2 separate regions of the Homo sapiens genome follow, and region 1 is linked to region 2. A link is a loop called in an ENCODE intact Hi-C map of the cell type or tissue named here. Cell type or tissue: Calu3. All regions are shown on one strand. Each heading gives the region's core, and the rest is flanking DNA. Links, peaks and the distances in the headings are about the cores only. Region 1 has its middle 55 kb from the start of LINC01422. Region 2 holds the start of LOC102724900 (a long non-coding RNA gene).

Evidence for each region. A loop is a pair of places that touch in the nucleus more often than their neighbours do. Peaks named below come from ENCODE experiments on the same cell type or tissue, not always from the same donor. Only the 100,000 strongest peaks of a DNase experiment are listed, where the experiment ranks them.
Region 1: a loop joins it to region 2, with 5 times the contacts of the local background. A loop is called at or near these places in 4 of 110 quality-filtered maps.

The regions. Positions count from the first base shown.
Region 1 is chr22:26,842,775-26,853,295 of GRCh38, forward strand. No RefSeq gene overlaps it. Among named protein-coding and RNA genes, the nearest start is that of LINC01422, 55 kb to the right of the region's middle. In Calu3, for the core only: no CTCF peak of the experiment used is centred there; DNase peaks (open chromatin) are centred at 1,307, 2,687 and 5,647.
Region 2 is chr22:27,326,306-27,336,826 of GRCh38, forward strand. It overlaps LOC102724900 (a long non-coding RNA gene), which reads left to right and starts at 5,035. Exons shown (of 5, transcript XR_430432.4): 1 at 5,035-5,167; 2 at 5,396-5,633; 3 at 8,853-9,025; 4 at 9,792-9,957. RefSeq lists an enhancer at 1-67 and a silencer at 3,243-3,537. In Calu3, for the core only: a CTCF peak has its summit at 5,752; a DNase peak (open chromatin) is centred at 5,786.

The DNA.
Region 1 (10,521 bases), core at 740-8,739, 480 kb before region 2:
CTGCTGTGGTTGCTGAATTGGTTTGAAGAACACCTAGAGTTAGTTGCTTATGGTCATCTTACCTGCATGAGGGGAAAGTCTTCATGAAAATAAAGCTATCACAAAAGAAAGATACCAAGAGATGGAGAAAGACAGATTCCTGAGAACCTAGATCCAGCCATACCTGATGCTGTTCCCTTATACGTTTTTTTTCTTTTTGCTCTTCTGCAGACAGTGACTGAACCCTTAGACTTTTTCTGCTATTTCAGCCTATAAGCTCCTTTTATTGGCTTAAGGTGGTTTTTTTGAATTGGACTTATATCAAGAGTTGCCAAGAGTCCTTACTATTACACTCATTAGGCATGTAATTTCTCCTCCCTGGACCTTTCTTATCTGTAAAATGGGAATGACAAAAACATAGATCTATTATGTAGCTTAAATAAAATAACACAAATAAAGCACTTATCAGTGTTTGGCTAGAATACATGCTCAATTCAGCTGCGATTAATCCACACTCATCCTTCAAGTTTCAAAAAGTTCTTTCTCCTTCACTTGTTCTCGTATAAACGGTTCCTGTGAAGTTTAAATGAGGTATCATGAGGGCAAAATGCCTGCCATGTAGTCTGGCACATTTATAATGTAGCTGTTAAATGGTTTTCTGATTAGAAAGTTATGGAAGCCCAGGTAAGGGAGGACTGCAGGGCCAAGAATGGAAGGCAGGGAGAGGTGGTTTGAGTAGTATGACTGTCCACTCTGTGGAATGGTGGTGAGGCTATCTCAACTGGCAGCTCAGCACTTAGCACAGTGCTGGAGCCACTGGCATGAGTGAATGTGTGTCCACATGAGAGAACCAATGAATAGTTCAACCACAGCCAGGACTTTGACTTGATCTCGTAGGGAGCTGTGCAAGTTCCCAAACTGGGCGCTGACAAAAAAGCATCCTTTACAAAGGACCCCTCTGTAGCCTACAGGGGCTGGAGAGGAGGTGGGGAATCTGGAGCTGAGTGTGCAAGAGTTGCCTGGGGTTGGGGTTGAGATGGAAACATCAGGGGCATGGATGAAAACGAGAGATCTGATGTAGAGAGCTCTGACCACACTTGACACAAGACCATGTGCATGTGAGTGTGTGTGTGTGGGGTCTTGCTGGTGAGCTTATGTGTGTGGAGTGTGCAAGTGTGTTTGAGTGTGTCGAGTGGGTGGAGATAGGTAAGTTCAGTGTGTGGGTGTGTGTGAGGAAGAGAGTGTGAGTTCCATGTAAGTGTATCTGAGTGTGTATGTGTGCACACTGGGTTTGCTGGAAGCACTGGTGAGACGGCTCTTTCTTGTGCGGAGCTCTGGCCACACGCCAAATGGTAATCATCAGCTTTCTTTGCCGGTCTTCCTTGAAGGTAGAAGTTGGGTCTGGTGAAACTCTGTCTCCGTAGACCCTGGCATGCTGCTTCATACATATATGTGGAATGAAGGGGTGAAAGCGTGGGAGAAAAGGGCTTCTGGCCCCTGCTCCAAGGAGCTCCCACAATGATCATGGGCATTTCGATGGAAGGGACGTCTACACTGCACTGCTCTATAAGAAACTTTGCACAACAATCAAACTTAATGCTTGCAACGAGGCTAAGCAGATCTATATCTGTAGATCATGATCTATACTAATAACACTCCTTCTATTTAAAAAACTATATTCTGATTACAAATGCAATACATGCTCATTGCAGTAAATTGGGAAATTTAAAAAAAAAGAAGAAAAGAAAACTCATCCATAATTCCATCCCCTGGAGATAATTACTATTCTAATTTTTATGTATATCCTTCCAGAGTCTTTTAGAACACATGCACACGTATATTACTTTCTTCTTTTTTTGTTTCAGTAGGGCTCATGTGGCAATATCATTTTTAAACTCACCCAATAACTCTTGAATCCCTACACTGTAAAATATCCCTTGTTCATATTATTTTGACTGGCTGTGTTAGATTTCATGATTTTCAAAAATGCATTTCTGTATTTTTGCCATTTTGGCCTCTTCTTTACAATTTTCAGCCATTCTAAATGATGTTCCTGGAATGCACTGTTTTCATTTCTTTCTGGGCCTTTACATGGACTTTTCCAAGTGGGCTCCTTTTCCCACCCTTCCTTGGGCTCATTCGAGTTCTTTGAGGTCCCAGCCTAGATGTGCCTCCTCCAGGAAGTCTTCCCTGATGCATCCATGGTGGATCAGATGCCCCCTCCTTTCTGTGGCGTGTTCTCCTTCTCTCATCACGACGTGTGAAATGGATGCACATAGACGGCTTACTCCATCCAGGCTGGACTAGGAGTTCCAAGGAGCCCAGGGTCCCATCTTACTCATGGCAGTACAGTGCAGCACAAGTAGGCCATGAATAAGTATTGGAGAGATGTGGAATAAACACTATGACATATGTTTCTACACAGCTACCTGGAATCATCATGAGGAAATACTGGCACCCGCATGTGATACTTGAGCTGAAATGTGATACTTGGGCTTAGCATCCAGTTTCATCTGATTCCAAAGGATTGTTTCCGCTTTGCCATACCTTCTCCATCCCAGCGCCTCGGCTTGTTTTTCCCATTCCTTCCCCCCAGGCTCTCAGCTTCTGGGACAGGCCAGGGGCAGAGGAAAAGGAGTCAGGGAGAGGCCTCTGCAACCTGGGAAGTAGAGGGCATCACCTGCTCTGGCAGGAGGCGAACTGGGAAGACTCCTGTGCTGACAGCATTTCCTGTTACTCTCCTCCGGGGGAGAAGTTGGCCTCCTTCCCTCTTGCTGGGGACTCACAAAATCCGATTTGAAATCTACTCAAGTGTACATTAACCAACTTCCTCTTGGCACCGGCTGGGGAGCCTATAATTAGAGCAGACACCATACCATTTAGTGGGTTTCATTCACATGAAAAGAAAGTGTACTTGCAGAGGGAGACGGCTTCAGAAGCAAACTTCTGGGAACATTCTCCAGAGAATTTATGCTTGCAGTGTATCCAAAGGACCCACAGGCCAACTGCGTTTCTAAGTGCAGAGGTTATGGCCGGCTGGACTTGGGTGGGGTGGTGATACCCTGTCGTCCTGAAACACACAGGGCTTGGAATTGGGCACACTTGTATTCAAATCCCTGCTCAAGACTCAGGTAAGCAATGCAACTTCTGTAAGGCAGTTTCCTGATCTGTGCATCTGGGACAGTATCCATTAGCAATCTCACAGGGTTATGTTGTCTAGGTGTAAATGAGATGGTGGAGATATAGATGTATATGCCAGAGAAGGTTCTCTATAATAACAATACTTACTACTACTGTGAAAACCACTACCACTAACAAAATAACCAGTATGTATTGAGTACTTACTACATTCAACATCCAGTTCTAACACTTTGGATGCATGAACTAGGTTAGTTTCACAACAATTCCATATGGTAAATAATATTAATGTCTTCATTATACATTTGGGGAAAGTGAGTAACAAGGAAATTATGCCACTTGCACATGATCACAGGCTGATAGCTTTTTACTAATATTTCAGGGGATGGAAGAAAACGTGATGGTATAAGACAGCATATGGGTTGACTCATGGAATGTATAAGCTCATCAATGCTAAGAATCACATTTTTCTTATTATGGTACTGGGACCCAGAAAAGGGAGAGAGTTCAAGATAAACTCTCATTTTTGGATGTACCTAATATAATCTAGGGGCTTTTACAGGGATGATTTTATTTTGTTCTTGTCTCCTGGAGATTGCAGGTGTGAAAGAATAGATTCAGAGAGCAGCAGTGTATCTTGCACGAGGTCATGCAGAGCTGTGGTTACAACCCTGGTCGGTCTAATTACAAGTTAATTACTCTTTTTACAATGTTGCAAGGTTGCCTGGGTGGATCAGGACTCTTTCAGATGCAGAGGCTAGTTTAAGGGAAGAAGAAAACTTGTTGGATCATTAGTAGGCCTTCAGGCACGGCTGAATCCAAGCGCCTGAATAAAGTACACAGGCATTTATTCTCCAGCCTCTCTTTCCTCTGTGATGACTTCATCCTCAAGTGATTCCTCTCTTCATTGTGGCAAGACCTCTACTTGCTCTTTGGTATCTGGCTGACCACATCCCCCCTCCACCCAGTTTCATTATCTCACCCCAACCTAGAAGACTAGGTGATATAGTGTTCAGGGGCCAGCCTCCCAGGACCCAGAGCAGAACAGAGAATAAAGTAGAATAGACTTGGGGGTTGGGGAGGAAGAAGAATTACCATCATCCTCCCCATCTCCCCACATCCAGGCTCCAGTCTCAGTTCCCTCTTTGGTGCTGCAGATTTCCTGCAGAAAATAAACTGGAGACTGCTTTGAAGTTCCATCTTCATCCTAGGGACTGAACAGTCTCCTTTATCCTCCCAGGCATTGGCTGGGTCCCCCTCCAACGACCCAATCAAGAAGAAGCCTGACGCACTCTCCATCTGACCCGGGATCCCTCTCTGTCAAAACCCACGATGGGTCAGGGCCCACTCATAGATGTCTGACTTTGGTTTCTCCTTTCCCCAGCTGCTGACTCAACCTCTTGACCAAGCCCATCCAATTTCCAGTGATTTCCTTGGGCTCTATTTCCTTTCTGCTTATACTCCAGTCTCTACCTCTTTTTCTGTCCAACCATCTCCGTTCCTCATTCCTGCCCCATCCTCACTTCCCTATTTCTTGTCCCACTAAACACCCCTATCTTGGTTCCTGCTCTTTGCAGACATGGCACTGGGGGACCAACCTTGCTCATTCCTTCTCTGCATCCTTGGCTTCTGCCTGAGCACCATTCACCCTCTGTGTGATTAAAGGCAAATTACCTTCCATGAGCCTCAGTCTACTCAGCTGCAGAAATGGGAATGATCCTCTTTCATCCAGTGGCTGTGTTGGGAGCCAGAGCTTGGCGATTGTATTTACAGTGACATGAGCACAATATGTGAGGAATTACCAGGAGGCCCCGGGCTGCCACGAGACTGGATTTGTACTGATATCGCCCATTACGAGGTGTCATGTTGCATTTGCAGGAGGTGGCTGTATGGAATTCCACTCTCTTGCACTGTATGAAATATTCACCTGCCTTCTCTGGAAGGGACGTGGGCTTCTTCTTCATTTCCTGACTGATCCACCTCAGAGGAAGCCAGGCTGCAGGCTGTCACTAATGCAAGGTGATGCCAGGATCCAATGTAGGGCCTTGGGGACTGGGACAGAGCAGTGAGGCTGGTGGGTGCTGCAGAATGGAAGAAGGGGATTTGAGGCCCTTAGGAACCCAGGGTCAATTAGAGCTTCTTACCTGCTCCCTATAGGAAAAGATGCATGGCGTTGGATGGAGTTATGAGTTGAGTTGTGTCCCCTCCAGCATTCCTGTGCTGAATCCCTAACTCCAGTACCTCTGAAAGTGACCTTATGTGGAAATAGGGTGGTTGCAGATGTTATTAAGTAGGATGAGATTATGCTGCAGTAGAGTGTTCCCTAATCCAATATGACTGGTACCCTTATATAAAGGGGAGATTTGGACACAGACACACACACACGCAAGGAGAATGCCATGTGGAGACTGGAGTTATGCTGCTGAAACCAGCAAACTATTGGAGGCTAGGAGAGGGGCCTGGAACAGAGCATCCTCAGGGGACACAGCTGTGCCGGCACTTGATTTTAGACTTCCGCCTTCCAGAGCTGTGAGTCAGCCCATTTCTGTTGTTCTGTGCCACTCAGTTTGTGGTGCTTTGTTCCAGTAGCCTGATGAAATGAATACAAAAGGAAACACACAGGTGAGCAGAGGGCTGAGGGGCTGCTGCGTCTGCAGGCATAGAGGATGGACTCCAGGGTCAGTCAGCATTGACTTGGAACATGAGAGTTGAAGTTTTAAGAGGGAATTTGGTGTTGAGGGTCAGAATCAGGGCTCTAGAGATAAGATTCAGACATTCTTAGCTCCTCATTTCATGGCGCTGGGCGAGTCATCAAGCCTCCCTTTGTCTCGGTTTTCTCATCCATATAATAGGGACAACAATGGACCTCACGGTATTATGAGATTAAACAGTATTACAAATGTTAAGAACTTATCATAGTCTGTGGCATGCAGTACACATCTGAAACGTCATAGCTTTCTTCATTCCTAGTTGAGTGACCTTGGGCAAGTCACTTTGCTTGTATGAGGCCTCAATTTCCTCCTCTGTGAGAGAGGGTTGATAATCCTGACCTTACTTTTCTGTTAAAAGCATGTCATAAGGTGTAAAAACATCTGTCCCAATAACTGGTAGAAAGTAAGGGGAAAATCACTACTTAGCTTCATTCTTCCCTTTTGAGTTCCCCAGCATCTGCTTGAATACCTCTAGTGATGGACAACTCATTACCTTTCAGGATGTTCATTTCTATTGGGCATAGAAGCCTCACACACACATAGAAACTTTATATAAGAGATTTTCTGAAGTTCCATCTATATGTGATGCCTACTCCTCAAGCTCCCATTTTACAGATGAGGAAGCTGAGGCCGAGGGGACCAGGCAGAAAGATGGGAGATGAGGCACCCCAACCGCTCCCGCCCCATCTATGCCCTGGCACTCACACAGACTAGCTTTCCTTCGTTTATGTCTGCCCATCTCGTCTTGAAACTCTAGGAGTATGTGTGGAAGTGGGGGAGGAACGAGAGCATGTGAGAATGTGGGGTGTGGCCCATTAAAATCACCTCCGTTCTGGCACCCTCTTTTCTGCACTTACTCCTTCCCCTCCATGTACTAAGATACGAAACAGCTCACACCATTCCCTGCCTCTAACTTTCAGTGGCTCCCAATTGCTCTTGGAAAAAATTCCAAAGGCCTTTGCTTGGCAAAGAAGGGTCCATATGACCTGGTTTTGGCTCTTTTTTCGGCTCCATCATAGATCCCTTTGTTCTTGCTCCAACCTCAAGGCCTCTTTTCATGTCTTCAGATACAGCATCCTCATGGAGCATCCTCATGGTCATCTTTGGGCCTCCCCAGTGCTCATCCTTCTGCCTGGGCATCACGTGCTCAACCTCTCATCATTCAGGTCTTGATCTGAAGCGCACCTCTTCCCAGAAGCCTCCCCTGCATCCCCTAGCTGGGTCAGTTCCCACCCCCATACGTGACTCTTCCTCATTGCCTGTTCATTCCAGCATCACACATGACACCAGTGGCACTAATAGATTTATTCTTCTGCCTCTTTGATGAATGTCTCCTACTTTCAACAGTATGAAAGCCCCCATGTCTATTCTTCTTCCCAATTGGACCCTCAGTACCCGGTAGGTATTCAGTAACTATGTTTTGAATGGTTGAACTGTAAATGGGTGAGTTTGGGTGTGGAATGTGTGAGGGCTGAGAAACGACTGTGGCTCCCATGGGACTGACTTATGTATCAGGTGTGTGACTCTGAGAGGACAAATTGCTCATCTTGAGATGACCAGAACCATAGCCTAAAACAAACAATTGAAGAAACTGTAAGAGTTTAACCTGGAAAGGACAAGACTTGGGGAATGTGGCAAGTACCAGTGTGCCACTGAAGACAAGGACTGTTCCTGTTTACCATCCTGTCCCCAGAATCTAGCCCAGTGTCTGACACACACAATATAGACTTTAGGAAATATGTCCCCAGTGAATTTTGAAAGAGAGAAGAACACCTAAGATAGGTGAAGCTCTCAAGGTTCAGGAACACAGATCTTGCCTCAATCAAAGAAAACCATTCTCATGTTTAGAGTTGTCCAGAGCTAGCACAAGTTTAGGGTGGGTAGGGGGTGACCTACACTGGGGGTTCTTCAAGTTCCTTCGTGCTCTGAGACTTTTTTTTTTTTTTGCAATGGAGTTTGGCTCTTTTTGCCCAGGCTGGAGTGCAATGGCATGATATCAGCTCACTGCCACCTCTGCCTCCCAGGTTCAAGTGATTCTCCTGCCTCAGCCTCCAGAGTAGCTGAGATTACAGGCGCCTGCTACCATGCCTGGCTAATTTTTGTATTTTTAGTAGAGACAGGGTTTCACCATGTTGATCAGGCTGGTCTCAAACTCCTGACCTCAGATCATCTGCCTGCCTTGGCCTCCCAAAGTGCTGGGATTACAGGCGTGAGCCACCGTGCCCGACCCTTGCTCTGAGACTTAATATTCTTTCCCTGGCTGGGCAGACATGGACAGAAAACAGAGTTGCTTTCCCTTCTCTTGTTTGGGAGGTGTAGGGAGTTCTAATTAGAGAGAGGTGAAACAGGCTAGTTTCCCACCTTAATAATCCTGTTTGTCTCAGGCATGGGTCTTGAAGAAGCAGTGCATTATTTAGGAAAGATTCTCATCCCTTCTTCTCCCTCCTTATGTCCTCTGATATGAGTCCTGCACAAGTCTTGCCTCTTTGTTTGTTTAATGATGATTTCCCCAGGTCTTGGAACCTGTCTCAGAATGCTTATTGTCTAAGTCACAACAAACCATCATGGGCCTTATAATTAAAAGCCAGCTTTAGGTCTCTCTGCTTGGGACTGGATCTTGGCATCACCTGCATCCTAGAAAGAAGACTATTTGGCAGATTACTAAGTGGGAATCTGGTACCCAAGAAGCCAGAGAAGAAGCACTTCAGAGGGGTTAGGGGAGCCTGGGCATTTTCCCCTGGTTGGTGGGGCTGGCCAGGGCAGATTGTATGTTTAAAACCACCCTTGATTCAGCATCCCAGTAGAATGGAAATAATTTGGACTCAAGCAGCTAAGGTTCAGCGTTTCACCTCCCCAGGGTGATCTCAAATAAGTCACTTCATCTTGGGCTTCAGTTTCCTTATCTGTAAGTTGGGGGTTGCAACAGCATTTAGCTCCCTGAGGTGCTGTGAAGAGTGAGTGAGTACAGTACTGAGCACAGAAGGCTCTGGATGGTCAACCTTATGGGAGGCAGAGAAGTATTTCTGATGCTTTTGAATTTCTGCTGTTTGGCCCAGTAGTTCCCTAATAGTGTACAAATGCCCTTTTTGGCAATTTTAAGTGAGAAATGTGGTCATTTCTTTCACTCCTTAAAAAAAAATTGGCCGAGGAATCTCAGAATACTAGAAGAGGGATGGATGACTTCAACATTTGTTTAGCCTGACTCCCTTAGTTGTGGAAAAGATGCTTGTCTGTGGCCACATAGCACGGGAATGCAGAAGCAGGATTAGAACTCACTTTTCCTATTTGCCCTCTTGCACTTTCTAGGTGAAGATGGCAATGACGGCTGCAGTCCAAGCCCTAGTGGGCAGATGAGGAGCAGCCCCTCTCCTTAAAAATAAAGCCGGATTCCTAACATTCTCTTCAACCCACGGCTGTGCAGGGCAGAGTCTCAACACAGGAATTGGAACATAACAAATCTGCCGACTGCCAGCTTTGATCTCACAAGGATGGAGTTGGGGAGGTGAAGAGAAAGTAAATGCTCTCTCGACTTTCCAAAGGAAAACAATTTTCTTTCTTGGTAACTGCAATTACTTGAAAACCATGTCAAAACAATAATGTGCCTCCAATAGTCTCCCACTCTCTCTCTCTCTCTCTCTCTCTCTCTCTCTCTCCCCCCTCTCCTCCTCCTCCCTGCTTCCTCTACCTTCTTCTCTTCCTTCTGCCTCCTTCGTTTTGCCCTGGTAATAAGGACCATGGACAGAGACACATAAGCTCCGCCCACACGCCCTTAGCTGACCTATGCTGGGAAAGAAGGGCAGTGGTCGATCAATACCCAAGATCAAGTGAGCTTAGCTCCTCACGTGAGTATTTCAGAAGGCATTGCTTTTTGGTTGCATTTCCTTGTAAGTTGGCGAGCTGCATACTGATGGACATTCTTGAGAAGCTTGGAGGGCACTCATCTCTCAGGGATGCCCTAGAAAGGTTGTCTGCACTAGTGAGATTTGCTGCTCATTCCAATTAAGGTCCTTCTAACTCCAAACCTCTTTGAATAATAAATAGATAATGAGACTGAGAAAAATAAAGAATATGTCATTAACAAAGCCGCAGACCACAGTTCATTGGCAATGTTGGGGCCAGTTAGCTCTATGATTGCTTGGACAACTGTGTCTGTACCTAAAACACCCAGTTTTAGGTCATATTCCCACTGTCTGATCACTGAACAGTCTGGGTGAGAGGTCACCAGATTCCAGCTCACATAGCTAAATAAGACCTTTTTGTAGGTTCTCTTCACTCTCATTTAATTACAGAAACAATTGTTTGAACAGATTAATATATCAATTTAGCAGAAGAATAACTGTACAAATGCAAAGCCCTTCCCAGGCCAGGATAATAAGAATGCAGCTCTCACCTCTGCCTTAATCAATCTTGTCTTATTTTAAGCTCACATTTGTGATCTATTTGGGGTTCATGTCTCTGTTATTCATGTCTTTAGAAATCTTGTCTTGCGGATGTGATGGGCAGTAACCAAAATAGTATCTACCCGATGAGACTCTCAGATCCTCGAGGGCAGAGTATTTACCTCACTTGCCTGTATACTGTCAAACACTTAGTAATTGTTCAGAAAATATAGAATGGATACATTAATAACGAATGAATGTTAAAAAGGAAGTTGAATTTAAGCCTAGTGAGGGTAACACTTTATGTCTTTTTT
Region 2 (10,521 bases), core at 2,205-10,204:
CTGAACCTGTGACTAGCATCTGACGTGGCGAATGGAGCCCTCACCCTCTGGGATCTGACACTATCTCCAGGTAGACAGTGTCAGAATTCGGTTGAATTAGAGGATACCTAGCTGGTGTCCATCAGAGAATGTGCTAGAGAAATAATTGGTTCCAGGAGGGCAGAAATCTCTGAACATTCTGGTGACCAGGGGTGCTGTGCTGTATTAGTGATGAGACAGAATAGGAAAAAAGTGTTAGGTTTTTTTCCTTTCTATCCTTACACATGTTGAATTTAAGATAAAATAAAATAATTCGTATATATTATAAAAGTATGCATACAATATGAACTCACTAATGTTTAAGTACATTAAAAAAAGGAATTAGAAAAACTTGTGTCAAAGCATTCTGGTGGCTTTCCCTAAGTGGCAGGAGATTTTTGTTTTCTACCTTTTTACATATTTCATGTTAACTGACCACTCCACAGTTACAATATAGGACTTTCATGATTAGGCAAAGAAAGGCCATTCCTGCTTTCCCAACTTCAAGAAAAAAAAAGGGGGGGAATTTGCTCTGAAAAATAATGATGATGTCAGTGATGTAACCATGGCAATCAATTCCAAACTGTTTCATCTTGAAGCTGCCCCTTTTTAGTTCTCAGAGACTCCTGGGTACCTCAAAGCAAAGTTGTACTGAGAGTCTCGCATGGGGCAGATCCATTGGTGTTTTTAGACAGTCCCATCATTCCTCCAACAACATGTTTTTTGAGCACCTACTATGACCCAGGTAGGCCAATGGGCTGCAAGCGAAGCCCATTGCTAGGAGTGAGCGTTTTGTTAGACGCCAAGCCTGAGTTAGCTGGAGTGTCACCTCTACCCACTCAAGCAAGGGATGAGAGGAGTGGCTCACATCTATAGAATCCTTACTTCATGCCAAGGACTTGGCATGCATCAAGACTAATCTTGATCCAGCCCTAAGAGATTTGCACATCTATATTTCACAGATGAGGAAACTGAGGCTCAGAGAGGCCAGGTAACTTCCCTAAGGACACACAGCAAGGATGTGCCAGAGATAGAGCCTGTGGTTCCAAGCACAGAGCTATTCTCTCTCTCTGACCTACTTCAACTCAGGAGTCATGACAATTGCAGCCAGTCATTGGGAGAGGAGAAACAAGAAACAATAGACAGATAATATACTGTGAGAGGCAAATCAAGCAAGACAAAAGGCAGGAAGTGACAAATATGTGCCAGTTTTTAGCCAAAAGGAGTTCAGGGACACTCTCCATGAAGTGGGGCATTTAAGCCAAGACCTGAATGAAGGAGCAAACCATGTACAGAACCAAGAAGAGTGTCCCAGGCTGCAGGCGCAGCAGGTGCAAAGGCCCTGAGGCAGGACAGAGGTGCTTGGCACAAACAAGGAATAGCAGGAGGCCAGTGGAGCTGGAGTAGGGTGGGCACGAGGGGAGAGGGAAGGTGCTAGGAGGTGAAGACAATGAGGTCTCCAGAGCACGTAGGGCCCTGGAGGACTGAGAAACGCCTTGGGTGTTCACCATCCAAGGGTTTTGTGCAAGATCCACATTATAACAAGACCCAGCAGGCTGATGAGGGGGAAGCAAACCACAGTCAGGCAAGGACGGAAGTGGCTGCTGCAAGAGTCCAAGCGAGAGATGAGTGTGGCTTAGCAGGAGCGACCCCTCCCCACTAACAAAACAAAACAGTGATTTAACTCAGTGGAACATGTTTATTCTGTGATGAACTCAGACAAACTGGCTTTGGAGGGACCATCTCCCTCATGAAACTCACAGGCCCAGGACAGGTCAGGAGCAGGTTGGCTGACAGGCTGTGGGATCTGGAACACTCCATAGCAGGAGGAGAGCTTTGCAGGGCTGCTCAGCTGGAAGTGAAGACGTGGGGGCTAGCTTCCTTGGTTGCCACCCCACTATGGGCCAGCTCCCTCAGTCAACTGTCAAAAGCTCCCAACAACACCCGCTTACAACAGTCTGTGAGATTTGGTTATACCATGAGCAGAGACTGAATCTCTCTTGACCACCCAGTTACAGATGAGGAAACTGAGGCTCAGAGAGGCCAGATAACCTGCCTAAGGCCTCACGGGAGGTTCTCCTCTATCACATAGCTGGTGAGTGGCAGGGCCTGGGTTTGAATTGTGACAGCCTGCTCCCGGGCTCACATTGCAACCACCATCATATGGCCCTGACATCCCAGTTGATGAACAAGTATTTTATGAAATGACAAGTCTATTAATCACTGTCTTGGGGCTCCATCCTGTGGCCCCCGAGGGCAGAGAGGCACAACATATAGAACATAGAAGGGGCCAGTGTAAGGCATACTTTCCAGGGCCAGAACTCTTCAAAGCTGAAATTGGCTATGGGCATGTGGTAGAGAGCTCCCCATCCCTGGAGGCAAACAAGCAGAAAGTAGTCAATCACTGTATACACATGGGCTTCAAATGTTCGGTAGGGATATACTAGATGATCTGTATTACTTCTCCCAACCTTAACACCCTATACATGGTCAGTCATTCATCTATAGATTTATTCATGCAATTATTGAGCCTTTACTGGGCACCAGGCACCGGGTTAAACACAAAACAAAAAAAATATCAACGTGGTCCCAGTCCTCATGAAGTTTACAGGGAAAGTGACAGCACAAGCATTTTGGTAACATTTGCTCTCATATCAAAAGTGTTGCCTATAGTCCAGAGATAGTTACATCATGTAACCTCATTAAACTTCTCCCTAGTAGAGGTTAGCATGCTCCCTTTTGGAGGAGGAACTGAGGCATGAAGAAGTGCAGGGAGCTGCCCAAATCGTGTGTTAAAGACAGAGACAGGACACAAACCTTGATCTATATAAAAATCTCTGTAAGAACTTTGTCTCCTACCCAAGGAATAGGTCTACAATCCCTATAGAAAATTCAGGGCCCCCTGGAAGACACTAACCACCGCCCCCCGCCCCACCGCCCCCACCACATACACAGAGAAAAAAAACAACCTTCATGCCAATTTCCCTGGCCAAGGATGCTCTAGGAAACCCCCATCTTCCTTCTTAGGCAGCAGAAGAAGACGTTCGGCAAAAGCCAGATCACTTTCCTCTACGCTTAATGTTTTCTCGACTAAATTAAAGTCATACTTCATTTTAAATTAAGGGGATTTTTAAAAAATGAAATATCTACAACATTTAAATATCATTAGTAATTACATTTTATTTTATTTCGAGCTGGTTGGGAACGTTTTATTTCTAATTAGGTACATTTGTTTTTAATATCCAGTTTACGAAACAGAAGGACCTCGCTGAACTGAATGGGGAGTGGGAGGGAACTAGCTAGGTCTAGCACGTGATTGGAGGAAGTGAGCTCTGCAGAGATCAGAAAGATCCCCAGACCACAGGTGCTGCTCCTTCAACACTCACATCTCTGGGACCAGCAGCTCTTCTGCCTTTGTTGTTAGTCATTGCAGAAGCAATGGGGAGCATGCAAAATTGGGCACTGGTGGAAACGTGTAATAATAATTACAGAAAACTTATTTTAACCAGTGTTTACTATATATAAAGCATTTGTACTAAGCATTTTACTACTTGAAGCACCACTGCTAATGATGATAAAAATCAGCTAACATTTATTGAGTAGTTGCCATATGCCCAACACTTCATATACAGGATTACTTTAATCCTCACAAGGAACTTTCTTAGGTAGATCCAATCCGTCATTCTCAATCTATAATCCGTAAAGCTCTGAAAACTTCAAGTATTTTTGGAATGCATTTGGCGGCAAATCCTGACCTCACCTGACAAGAGGCACTCTGAGGTCTTCATGAACCCTTGGACTGGGAGCCAGCACAATCTGTTGCAGAAAGGCTGGCACTGCCCCAGCTGCTGGTGGTGAGACTTCTCTGAAATATGAACAAGGCCTGGCCCTAAAAGATCTGGATGAGGAATGGTAGGCCTGTGTACTATTTTACCAACTTTACAGGTGAGGAAATAGTTGGATATTGAAATAACTTACCTCAGGGTCACACAGCTCTGGAGTGTGGATTTGAACTTATGTCTTCCTGTTACACTGTTCAGAAAACAGAGGATCAGCCCTGGTGGCCCCCACCTGTGCCCATGTCTTCCCCCCTTGGTCCTGGGACAAGGCTTGGTGTCCCAAGTGGGACTAGAACCCAGGACTCTGCCTTGTTGCCCCATCCACCCCAGTTCAGCTGACTGTGCAGAGTATGTGTTGCCTGGCTCTGTGACTGACATGACAACATTCACCCTAAAGAAATGGGCTTGGGGTTGGCTGATTACTGAGCTAGCAGGGACCTCAGATGTTGTGGGAAATCTGCAGTTAATACTTTGGGGGCATTTTCATATAAAATGTAGGTGTCTGAACTTCACACCTACCTATGGAATAAGAATCTTCAAGGGTGTGACCCAGAAACCTGCATTTTCAATATTCTCTCCCCATCATGATCTGATGGTGAGCAGTTCAGAATCATCTCATTCCCCCTCCACCAGCACCTGTTGTATGAATCTTCTCTCCGGCTTCCCTGACAAAAAGATGCTTGATCTGTTTTGTTTGCATACCTCCAGTAATGGGGAGCTCACTCACTTTCATAGCTATTAAGTCCAAACCTTAAGCTTATGAAACATCCCAATGCTGACCCCTGGAGACATGCAGAACAAACAGCTGCTTCTGCACAGGTTACCTTGACTGGGGGCAGATTACACATGGTGTGTGTGTGGACAGTGGCCAAAGAGGGGGCTGGGACTATATTCCAATGTTGTCAGAAGTCATCATTCAGATGAAGGAACAGTAATGAAGTTTCAAACAAAATATGCATTGCCATATTTGCATTTGAGAAGAATCAAGCTGGGGTCACTACCTGTGGCCAGTAGATTAGATGGTGTCAGGCAAAGTTGACCAACCAGGTGATCCAAAGACCCCAGCTGTGCCCATAACTTCTTTATGATCTCATGCAAGGTCATAAACTCCACCCAAGTTCTTTGAGCCTCAGTTTTGTCTTCTGTAAAATGTAAGAAGCAATAACTACCTCTTAGGGATGTATAGAGAGAATTCCCGCAGGAGAGAGATGGCATATTTCAAATTGAGACTATTCGATCCAGGGGCTGGTCATCAAGATGGAGCAGGGTATAGAGAAGCCATTAGGGATGATACAGAACACCACCAAAGGGTTAGTAACGGTGGGGAACTGTTTGCACCCCGAAGCCTGAAAGAGTGAAGTAGGGTGGGATTACCTGGAAAGAGAGAGAGAGACAGAAGGAGAATGAGATTGAGGGAAGGGCTGCCTGGCAGGGGAAGCTGACGCCTTCAGGCAAGTGAAGAAGCCAGCCCGCAGCAACTCTGCAGGGAAGAATATAGGGAAATAAACGCCTTCATCTCTCTCTTGTCCCACCCGCAGAGCTCCTTCTGGGATTCTCTATTGGCTGAACTCAGCCAGAAGCTGCCAAGGGAGACCCCCACAACTGGATGCAGCCCACTGAAGTCAGCTTCCTGGGGTGCGTAGCTGAAGGTAGCAGGGAGCAAAAAGAATCTGAAGGGGAAGTGAACAATGTAGAGCGTATCTGTGCTGAAGACGTAAGGAGAGAGTGGAGGTCAGAAGCTGGCATGGTCCCTGGTGCATGTATCAGCCGCTAAAGGTAAGTCCCCTCCCACTGCCACAGCCCTGCTGTCCTTGGCATTAACTGACACCCCAAACAGAATACCCAGCTCAAGGACCTTGGGTCGGACCCCTCAGAGATTGTGGGACCCACCAAGTGGCCAGTCCTGGGCACTGCACAGACACGGGGCATGGGTTTGCCAGGAAGCCAGGCAGGCTTGAGGCCAGGGGCCGCTGGGGCTGTTTGTGCAACTCTGCCTGCTTGTAGCTGTGAGCTGCGTAGCCACGAGCTGTCGAAATCAAGAGGCTGACATTTAACATGCAGCAGCTTCCTGTGATGGATAAATATTAAACACAGCACGACCGACAGGACTAAGTAAATATCTATTAGTCTCCGAGATGGAGTCTGCAGGCACAAGGAGAGGATGTCCTAATTGTTCACCCTCCTTGTAATGTTAAATAAGCATCTCGCCAGACTTCAACCAGGAGGAGATGCCTTGCTTGGTTCTCTCAATTTCTCTCTCTCTGTGTCTCTCTTTCCCCCCCATCCCCGGTCTCTCTCTCTCCATCTTTTTTGATTTATCTCAATCTCTTTTTAACTTTATTATATTAACTCGAAGAGTCTTAAATTTTTTGAGACCAGGCCAGAAAAAAAAAAAAAAAAACATGAAAAAGTAAGCATTTTCATGACCTTCCTCCAAAGACTGGAATAGAAAGCAAAACTGCTGGAGACCCTAGTAATGGTACAATTCAACCTATTTCTTTATAAATGTTAAGAAAAAAAATAAATGGTGAAGGACAAGGAGGAAGATTGTGGCAAAAATCCCTAACCCATGAGGTCAAGTCTAGTGCTGGCTATCTTTCGTCTCCATTGGAAAGTCTAATTTTCTACCCTGTGTATGTGTGCATGTGTGTGTATACATATATACACATTATATTATCTATAATGTACTATCTACTATATATGTCTACCCTGAATATTAATATGTATATGATAGTATCTATTACACACACACACACACGCACACAATACATACATACACACACTTTGGCAACATGCTGCAGTGCCATGTTGCTGAGCACCATGCATTAAATCAGCCAATGCATGTTAACTATGCACCTGCTATAAGAGATACACTGTGCCAGGCCTTGAGTCAGAGGCGCAAACAAGAGAGAGTAGGTCATTGACTGTATTTGTTATTTACTGTTATGTAACACGTCACCACAAACTTTGTGGCCGAAAACTACAAACACTTATTATCTCATGTTTTCTGTGGGTCAGGAATCCAGGCTTTGCAAGATCCTCCGCTCAGGATCTCTTATGAAACTGCAGTCACAGTGTTGTCTGGGTCTGCAGTCTCATCTGCAAGGTTGACTGGGGAAGGAGCCACTTCCCAATTCATGTGTTTGTTGGCAGAATTCCGTTCCATTAACACTGAGTAATGAAGCCTTCTGTTTTTCATTGGCTATTGGCTAGAGGCTGTCTCCAGTTCCTTACCCTGGGGGTCTCTCCATAGGTTGGCTTACAACATGGCCACTGGCACCATCTAAGCTAGCAAGGGAGATAATGTATTCGCATATTAGCAAGATAGGCATTACAGTTTTATACAATATAATCATAGAGGTGGCATCCTATCCCCTTTGTAGCATTGGATAGAGGCAAGACACTCAAGGGAAGTGTCACAAAAGAGTGTGAGTACTGGGAAGTGGAGATCATGGGGCCCACCTTATAGTTTATTCTCCACACTGGCAATGGAGCTTATGTTCCAGTAGAGAAGGCAGACAACACATACATAGATCAAGAAAATCATCACTAATAGTGAAAAATGTCAGGAAGATCACCAGGGATCTTTGATCAAAGATAGTGAAGGGCTAGTTCAAGAACAATGTGGAGACAGAAGGAGCTACTTTACATAGGGCCCCAGAAATAGCCTCTCATGAAGAGATCAGTTTAGTGGAGACTTGATGAATGAGAAGAGCCCAATCTTGCTGTGGTGAAAGGTTACTCAGGCAGAGGGAATGGCAAGAACAAAAGTCTGAAGGCAGAAAGGAGGCCAGTGTCGTTGAAGTACAGTGGGCATAGTAGACTGTGGTTTGCAATAAGGTTGAGAGGTAGGCAGAACTCAAGCCATGCAGGGACTTATAGGCCAAGTGAGGGGAGGCATTAAAATTTGATTCTTAGGGTGACAGGCAGTGTATTAGTGCCCTAGGGCTGCTGTAACCAATTGTGACAAACTGTGAGGCTTTCAAAAATAAGAATTCACTTTCTTACAGTTCTGAAAGCCAGAAGTCAAAAACAGGTGTCGGCAAGGCCATGCTCCCTCTGAAGGCTCTAAGAGTTAACCTTTTCAGCGGGGCTTGGTGGCGTGTGCCTGTAGTCCCAGCTACTTGGGAGGCTGAGGCAGGAGAATCGCTTGAACCCGGGAGCTGGAGGTTGCGGTGAGCCGAGATCGCACCACTGCACTCCAGCCTCGTGACAGAGCGAGACTCCATCTCAAAAAGAAAAAAGAAAAAAGGAGTTAATCTTTTCCAGGCCTCTCTCCTGGCTCCCAGGGTTGCTAACACTCCTCAGTGTTCCTTACCTCTCAGGCATGTTGTTCCAGTCCCCGTTTCTGTCACCGCATAGCATTCTCTTCCTCTGTGTCCATTTAGAGTTTCCTTGTCCTCTCTTTATAAGGACACTGGTCTTGTTGGATTAAGGGTCTGCCCTACTCCAGTAGTACTCCCATCATAATGTACAGCTTAATGACATCTGCAAAGACCCTATTTCCAAATAAGATCACAGTCACGGGCTCCAGAGATTAGGACTTTAATATATTCTTTGGGGTGGGGAGACACCATTCAATTCACAACTGGAAGTCATTGGAAGGTTTGAAAAAGAGGAATGGCACTTTTTAAAGAGCCCTTAGGTTACTGTCTACAAAATAAATTTGGGGGCAAGCATCATAACCTGAATTACAGGTAGATGACCATGCAGATTCATGATGAAGATGGCTGAGTCAAGGGTGAGAACAGTGGCAAGGAAGGGAGGTCTCAGTAGGAGGTAGATGCACTGGGGTTGGGAAAGGATGGCTGTGCCCTCTTTGTTGTGATCTGTCATCTCAGTATTCTGGGAAGATGGCATCTGGTTGGCGAATAGGAATAGCAAGAGGAGGTATAGGGGGCACATACTGGAGAAGACCATGGTGGGGGCAGGAGGTGGGTGGCCATTGAGGTCTGTGTACAAATATTCCATCTCTCCTCCCTCCATTTGGAACAGAAGTGGAGAGTATGAACATAAGCAAGAGGAAGTGATGAGTATCCCTTCCAGGAGAACTCTAAGAGGCAGTGAGTGATTTGCTGGGCTCCCAAGCCCTCTGCTCTGATGACAGCAAAGCCCCAAATCATGGTGCCTCCATCAGTCGGGACCCCTCAGCAGAGCCAGCTTCACAGGTGAGCAACCTGTGCAGTCACACAGGGTCCCACAGTTAAAGGGACCCTGCACTTGGTTTATTGCTCTGTTGTCACCATCTTCAAATTCTTAGCAATATTTGAACAAGGGGTCCTGCATTTGCATTGTGCACTGAGCTCTGCAAATTACAGAGCTGGTCCTACCTCTGACTGAAGCCAGCGCTTTGCAACACCTCAGCTGTCTCTTGGGGAGCAAGTAGCATAAGTGAGAAATAAAAATTGTCTGAAGTCACTAAAATTCAGGAATTACTTTGTTACTGCAGAATAGCTTAGCCTATTCTAACTGCCCATGGAAGCAACGGCAAGGCCAAAGGCTTCTAGAGGGGAAAGAAATAAGCCTAGAAGAAAGAGCACTAAGATGGGCTCAAATCTCTTATGTTACGTTTTGAGCTCTGGATGAGATTTGCTTGAAAGGTATTTTTGTTCTTATTCTAAGGGCAACTACATTTCTAACTAGATCTATGGTATATTGGTATATGTCTTGGATAATACCTCTCAGACTTAGGCAGACCTGAGTTGCACTACTGGCTGTGTGACCTTGAGCAGATGACTCAACTCTCCAAGGCTCAAATTCTCACCTGTAACATGGGAGTGATCATGACAGGTTCTCCTTCATAGGGCTGTTATGATAATCCAAGTAAGTGCTCAAATCCTGGTAGCTGTTATCTTTGTTGTTGACTAATGAAGAGTGTGAGGCTTCCCCAAAGCCAGCTTCTCCATCTGATCCCTCTGAGTCTCACCCATTTAGCTGGAGTGGATGAATCAGAACTTTCCCCATGGGAGCATTTATAAAAAGGGGACACCCAGCGCAGAAGATGTTTTCCAGGGAGATCTCGGGGAGCCCAACAAGCCAAGAAGAGCAGAGCAAAGCATTCCAAGGAAGGACTCTAAGTCTGCAACCGAGCACACACGAGGTAGGTGCTTTTACCCCTGCTGTGCATTCAAGGAAAGGAGATCCGGAGAGGTTATAGCATCAGTCCCTAGTCACAAAAATTAGTAGCAGACCTGGGATTCATGCCAAGACATGCTGATGCCCTAACCAGGTCTCTTAACCACACCACTGCATGGCTTTTTGCAAAACTGTGGTTGATAAATTTTCCCTCTTTGTTATTTTGTGTCCTTCATGCCGGTAACTAACACGGTAAATTCCCATGCAAGTTTATTTCAAGGTTAACACTTGCCTTTGTAGATGACTTCCCTTGCTTTCTCTCATCAGAAATCCCTAACCGTGCGGGGTAAGCCTGGATGGCAAGGAGCTTAGAACACAACTCAGTGGTCATGAGCCTGACGTCATTCATCACTTTGCATACCTTCAAGTTCTTCCAACCTCCTCTCTCCTTCAAAAATCTTACTTAGGGCTCTGCCTCTTCCAAGAAGCAGTAGCAAGTCCCCCAGCTGATGAGCAGAATAAAAATTTTTACAAATGTGCATACCAATGGAGTTATTTTAGAATATGCCCAGGCCTGCAGAGGATGACT